2 separate regions of the Homo sapiens genome follow, and region 2 is linked to region 1. Evidence: chromatin loops called from intact Hi-C (ENCODE). Cell type or tissue: heart left ventricle. All regions are shown on one strand. Links, peaks and the distances in the headings refer to the core of each region. The heading gives the core; the rest is flanking DNA. Region 1 overlaps LOC107986454 (a long non-coding RNA gene). Region 2 overlaps PCDH1 (protocadherin 1).

What was found. Peaks named below come from ENCODE experiments on the same cell type or tissue, not always from the same donor. Only the 100,000 strongest peaks of a DNase experiment are listed, where the experiment ranks them.
Region 2: a loop joins it to region 1, with 2.2 times the contacts of the local background. A loop is called at or near these places in 50 of 110 quality-filtered maps.

What each region holds. Positions count from the first base shown.
Region 1 is chr5:141,820,832-141,823,741 of GRCh38, reverse strand. It overlaps LOC107986454 (a long non-coding RNA gene), which reads left to right. Exons shown (of 3, transcript XR_001742906.2): 1 at 1-2,253. Among named protein-coding and RNA genes, the nearest start is that of PCDH1, 56 kb to the left of the region's middle. RefSeq lists an enhancer at 203-703. In heart left ventricle, for the core only: no CTCF peak of the experiment used is centred there; no DNase peak of the experiment used is centred there; H3K27ac peaks cover 1,710 bases.
Region 2 is chr5:141,870,811-141,873,720 of GRCh38, reverse strand. The region is part of intron 1 of PCDH1 (protocadherin 1); the gene reads left to right. Among named protein-coding and RNA genes, the nearest start is that of PCDH1, 6.1 kb to the left of the region's middle. RefSeq lists an enhancer at 116-838. In heart left ventricle, for the core only: no CTCF peak of the experiment used is centred there; no DNase peak of the experiment used is centred there.

The DNA.
Region 1 (2,910 bases), core at 277-2,776:
CCTCTCATCTTTCTATTACCCCTAAAAGGAGGCTGTTTCAACGGGCTCAGCAACTCCCTCGGTTTGACCCCTGACACAAGCATGCCTGCTGAATCTACACCTGGACCTAAAGACTTGTAGAGTCCTTTCTGGGGCTGGATGTTCCCACAGGACAATTACCAGTCATGCATACAGAGCTTTGCTGCCCAAGGGGACTTTCTGAGGGCTGAATATTATTTACTTCAACTCTCCTTTGACAAGGCACCTGAGGCCCAGATGGGGAAAGTCACACAGGACTGTGATGGGGCCTGATCGAGATCTCCTGAATCTTCCCAGTGCTGCTTGCTGTGCTTTGTGGCCCTTCCTCTGGCTGTAACTGTAATCCCACCTATACCTTAGGTTGCACATGCTCATACAGCGCTTACCATGAGCCACCCTCTGAGGCAGGTACTGTTATGATTCCCATTTTACAGCTGGGGAGGCTGAGGCTCAGAGAGGTTAAATACTTCCCTAAGCTAGTATGTGGTCGAGCTAGAATTTGAAACCAGAATGTCCTGCCCCAGAATCTAGACTCCTAACCACTGGGCTGTGCTACCTCTCTTCTCTGGAAGCTTCACCTGTACCTGGACACATTTACCTTCACTTTCCTCTTCTCCTGTCCTTAGCTTTCACCACCACCTTCACAATTTCTCATTTCAGGCTAAGCCAGATAATCACCCCAGACACAAGGGCAGGCTCAGCACTGCTATCAAAATCCCTTTTCCTTTTATCTTCTCCATCACCATCTTAGCCTTATCGCGTTCACTATCATGATCAACTTCACCATTTATAAAGTCTCTAATTGCAAATGACTGTGTACCTATAGACCAATGCAGATCTAACCCCTGCCTTGGGATGGGAGGATGGGGCTTACAGTCAAACCAAACAGCAGTTTAAGCCACATATACTCCTCCCTTTGTAAGTAAAGGTACGAAACCAGAATGTGGAAGGCAGTCTTCTTCTTAAGAGATTTTTCTGCAATAAGATGGAGGTGGTGAAGGAGAAGTTTCGAACAGCCAAAGAGTGCCTGCTGAGGGAAATTAATCAATGGCCAAGAAGATTGCTTGTCATCTTTCAATATCTATAAGAAATAACGAGCCTCCAGAGAGGGAGCTAGAGCTCCAAGGGAAAAGAAGACCAGTGGGTACTCTGTCCAACTCATGCCTCTAAGGAGCTACAGGAGAAAGATGGAGCCATAGGCAGCTTCCACCCCTTTGGATGGTGGCCAACACCCATCTCCCCAGCCACAGTATCTCTCACAGCCCCTGGGGAAGCCAGAAGCAAGCAACACTGCCCAGGAGTTTTAAAACTGATTCTTCCCTTAAGCTCAAGTCCCACCCACCTCCCAACCCAGTGAGCTTGCTGGTTGGCTGTCCATGAGTGTTGGCTGCCAGATGTGCCATCATCCGGCACAGGATGTACAGGAAAGAGGGCAATGGCTTCCCGGACCAGAGTCTCCACCCAGAATTCCAGCCAAGGCCCCAGAGCTCCCAGGACCTGGAGAATTTGTTCCCCCTGGTTGTGTTTGGAATTGGCTGGTTTTCTGGGCACCAGGCCCAGCTCAGTTTAATTTTTGTTTATTTTTATGTACAGATTCTCTTCTGTTTGGGGATGAGCTTTGTGTAAATTATTATTATTTATATGATAAAGAATAAATCACACCAAATAAAAAAACCCACAATCTCTTTTTCTCAATAGAATTACTAAATTAGGGGCTGAAAGGAACAGCCGATATGCTGGGGTTTGGTTTCAGGAAGGCTTTGGACATGGATTCTCGCAAAACGTCTTAGTAAATGGGCTCTGTTATCCTGGATTTGATGCTACCCACAGTCCGCAGAGGCATAAGGGGCCTCCCAGAAAGATGGCAGTGGTTCAGGCCTAAGGGTGGCTTCCTGGCCCTCCAGACATCCCACCCCTGGAGAGATGAGTCGGGCATTTTGAAGTGATTCGCTAACTCAGAATGGGGAAAAAAAGGGAAAACAGGAGTTGGGGATTCTTGCCAGAACATGATCAAATGCCCTGAACTGGGGTGGGGGTAGGGTTCATAGGAGTTACTTGAATAGTGGCATTATTACATCAGGGAAAATGAGCCAATCATTTCTTTGCCTATTCATTAAATTTGCATGCTAAGACTCTATTGGTTGGAATGAAATGAGTCAGGAGGCAGGGATGCAGATGGGCAGAGGACCAGCTGGGCCTGGAAAGTGTCCCCAAGTGGCCCCCATCCCAGCCAGGGTAGGGAGAAGACCAATTCACCAAAAATACTGCACCCTCACCCCCTATCATCCACCTTTGGATAAAATTCTGTTTGGGAACTAGAGAAAGACACACCCAGGGCAAGAATCCATCCTGGGGCTAATATCCTAAAGACCAGATAGAGAAAAAAGTCAGCAATAGTTGTTTTTTGTTTGTTTTTGTTATTTTTGTTGTTGTTGTTTTAAATCTCCTAGGACCTCAGGCTACCAGAGATTTTTCTTTTTTTTTTTTTTTTGACGAAGTTTCGCTCTTGTTGCCCAGGCTGGAGTTCAATGGCGCAATCTCTGCTCACCGCAACCTCCGCCTCCCGGGTTCAAACGATTCTCCTGCCTCAGCCTCACGAGTAGCTGGGATTACAGGCATGCGCCACCACGCCTGGCTAATTTTGTATTTTTAGTAGAGACGGGGTTTCTCCATGTTGGCCAGGCTGGTCTCAAACTCCCGACCTCAGGTGATTCGCCTGCCTCAGCCTGCCAAAGTGCTGGGATTACAGGTGTGAGTCACCACACCTGACCAGCTACCAGAAAGTTTTAAAAAACATCTAGGCTGGGCGCGGTGGCTCATGCCTGTAATCCCAGCACGTTGGGAGGCCGAGGCGGACGGATCACTTGAGGTCAAGAGTTGGAGACCAGTCTG
Region 2 (2,910 bases), core at 110-2,609, 50 kb before region 1:
TTTGGGAGGCTGACGCAGGAGGATCACGAGGTCAGGAGATCAAGACCATCCTGGCTAACACGGTGAAACCCCGTCTCTACTAAAAATACAAAAAAAAAAAAAAAAAATTAGCTGGGCATGGTGGCGGGCGCCTGTAGTCCCAGCTACTCGGGAGGCTGAGGCAGGAGAATGGCGTGAACCTGGCAGGCGGAGCTTGCAGTGAGCCGGGATCGCGCCCCTGCACTCCAGCCTGGGCAACAGAGCAAGACTCCGTCTCAAGAAAAAAAAAACGTTTGCAGGACCGGGCCAGGCGCGGTGGCTCACGCCTGTAATCCTAGCACTTTGGGAGGCCGAGGCGGGCAGATCATGAGGTCAGGAGATCGAGACCATTGTGGCCAACACGGTGAAACCCCGTCTCTACTAAAATACAAAAAAAAAAAAAAAAAAATTTAGCCGGGCGTGGTGGCACGTGCCTGTAGTCCCAGCTACTTGGGAGGCTGAGGCAGGGGAATTGCTTGAACCCGAAAGGTGGAGGTTGCAGTGAGGCCAGATCGCACCACTGCACTCCAGCCTGGCAACGGAGTGAGACTCTGTCTCAAAAAAAAAAAAGAGTTTGCAGGACCTCAGGCTCTTTCTTAACTCCCTGGAATTATCTCAAAGTTGTACCCAGATGGTCCGACCATTGCATCACAATTGCTTGGGGGTTTCTCTAGGTCCCACCTCCTGAATAAAGATTCCTAAGGGTGGGGCCAGATAATCCTCATTTTGAAGAAACTCTCCAGATGCTTGAAAGGCCTAAGCCCTCTTCAACTCCTTTCCCCACTGTGAGCAACTCTCCCCCAACCCTGTTTTCCCCACATTCCTCCTACTTTCTGGGACCTTTCCCCAGCCCCGCCATCCCATACCTTCCTTGAGCTGGATATTATCCTGTGGTTCTCCTTCTCTTTCCAATTCAGAGGTTAGATACCACAGTCCTTAATTGGTTCTTTTGCTGGTTGAAGGTAAGACAACTCCTCAGGGTGAGAAAGAGCGTGTGGGGAGCGGAGGTAGTCTCACAAGCATGTGTGCCTGTTCTGCCTAGGAGGTTTGAAAGGTTATAGGGCCTCAGGTTGTGACTGTGAGATGGAGGAAGCCTGAGGCAGGGGCTTAATTCGTAGCTCTTGGAGTGGCCACACATCATTCGCCCTGACTGCCAGATCATGGCCCCCTGAATTAGCGGCTAAAATTTGTGAACAGTCATTTTTCCTGGAAAAATCTGTACCATGGTTTTATAAAATTCTTGAAGGAGGATGTGACCACAGAAGATTAACTATCTTAAGTATCCTCGATCTGGAGAGAACAGAGGCAAACAGTGACTGCCTTATTTATTCTCTTGGTCAGGTTTAGGGTAATTCCCGTGGGCTTCCCACATAACGCCTCACCTGCCAAGACTTTTGTAGAGAATTAGGGTGCACAGTGATACCACATTGTATATGCAGAGGAGGGTGGCAGCAGGATACAGTCCCATAAGAAAATGAGGTTCTCTGGTGATGGTCCTTTGACGATGTGTTTGGGTTGGGGTTGAAGTAGTCAGATGAGCCTTGTGCCAGGTCCATGCAGGTGGAGGGGGGGGGTGGGGGGTGGATCCAAATGGAGTACAGATAAATTCCTGCTTCCTTTAAAGAGATTAACATTCACACCAATCTGATAACGCCGCACACACTTTAGGGAGGGGCCTGTGCTTGGGGAAGGCCATACAGAGGAGGGGATGTGTTTGATTTATCTAAAGACTCTGTGCATTCAGTGAACATTTGCTGAGAGTCTACTATGTGCCCTAAACAGAGAAGACTTACATTTTACCCCAGGAAGTTCTTAGTGGTGTAGGGGAATCGGGTAAGTGAGCAAGTAAAAGAGCAGTGGTCACACAGCAAGTACCAGGAAAGGCTAAGCCTAGAGAGCAAAATAACAACAGTCATTCAAGAGCTGCCAAGTGCCCACTGTGTGCCAGGTCCAGGGCTAAGCCCTGAGGAGGTAGGAGCAAACAAAGTAGAAACTCTCCTGCTTTCTGCTCACCATCTTGGAGCAAAGACAGACAATTAACACATTTTCCAAACAGGTACACAACTACAATTGTGCTAAATGCTTTGAAGGAGTCCTTTGTTGAGTACCCACATTTAGCCCACAGTATCTCAAACACCCTAGGAAATAGGTAGTATTATCCCCATTTTACAGGTAAGGAAACTGAGGCACTAAATCTTTGCTTCAGGTCATGCAGCCAGGAAGTGAGCAGCTGGGTTTGCCTCAGACTGTCTAATGCCACAACCCTCGCTCTTCTCCACCCTGCTGCCTTACATTCGCCAAATGGTATACAGAAGCAACCAAACAAAATGGACAAATAGTCATTGAGTTAGAAGCACTGTCATGGCAGATTGGACCAGTCTTGTTTACTTCTGCATCCCAGTGCCCAGGACAGAGCCTGGCATATTGTAAATGCCCAATAAACATTTGTTGAATGCATGACTGAGTCCCTACAGTGTACCCAGATGTGCAAAGGTGCATTGTTAGGGGGCAGGGGATGAGTGAGTGTACAGAGTACTGTCCCTTCCTTCGTAGTGCTTTGTGTTTGCCTGGAAAGGCAGAGAACTCAGGAATAGGTGCACAATACTGAAGCTGAACAACACAGGCGGGCGGTGTCCCAGTCAGCCCCATGATTCATTGCCTTGGGATTGGAGCAGACAATAAGTGGCTGTGAGTTGGAGGAAGGAGAGGTCACCGTGGGCAGGAGAGGACTGTGAAGGTTTCCTGGAGGGCCAGAGCCTGCCCTCAGTGGGATTGATGTGGGGTGGGTGTTCCAGGTGTGGGGAAGGTATTCCAGGTAAAAGTGAGGAAGTGGGGAAAGGAGACTGAACCAGAAGCCTCCAAAGAAACTGCTGATCCAAAGATTTTGGATTT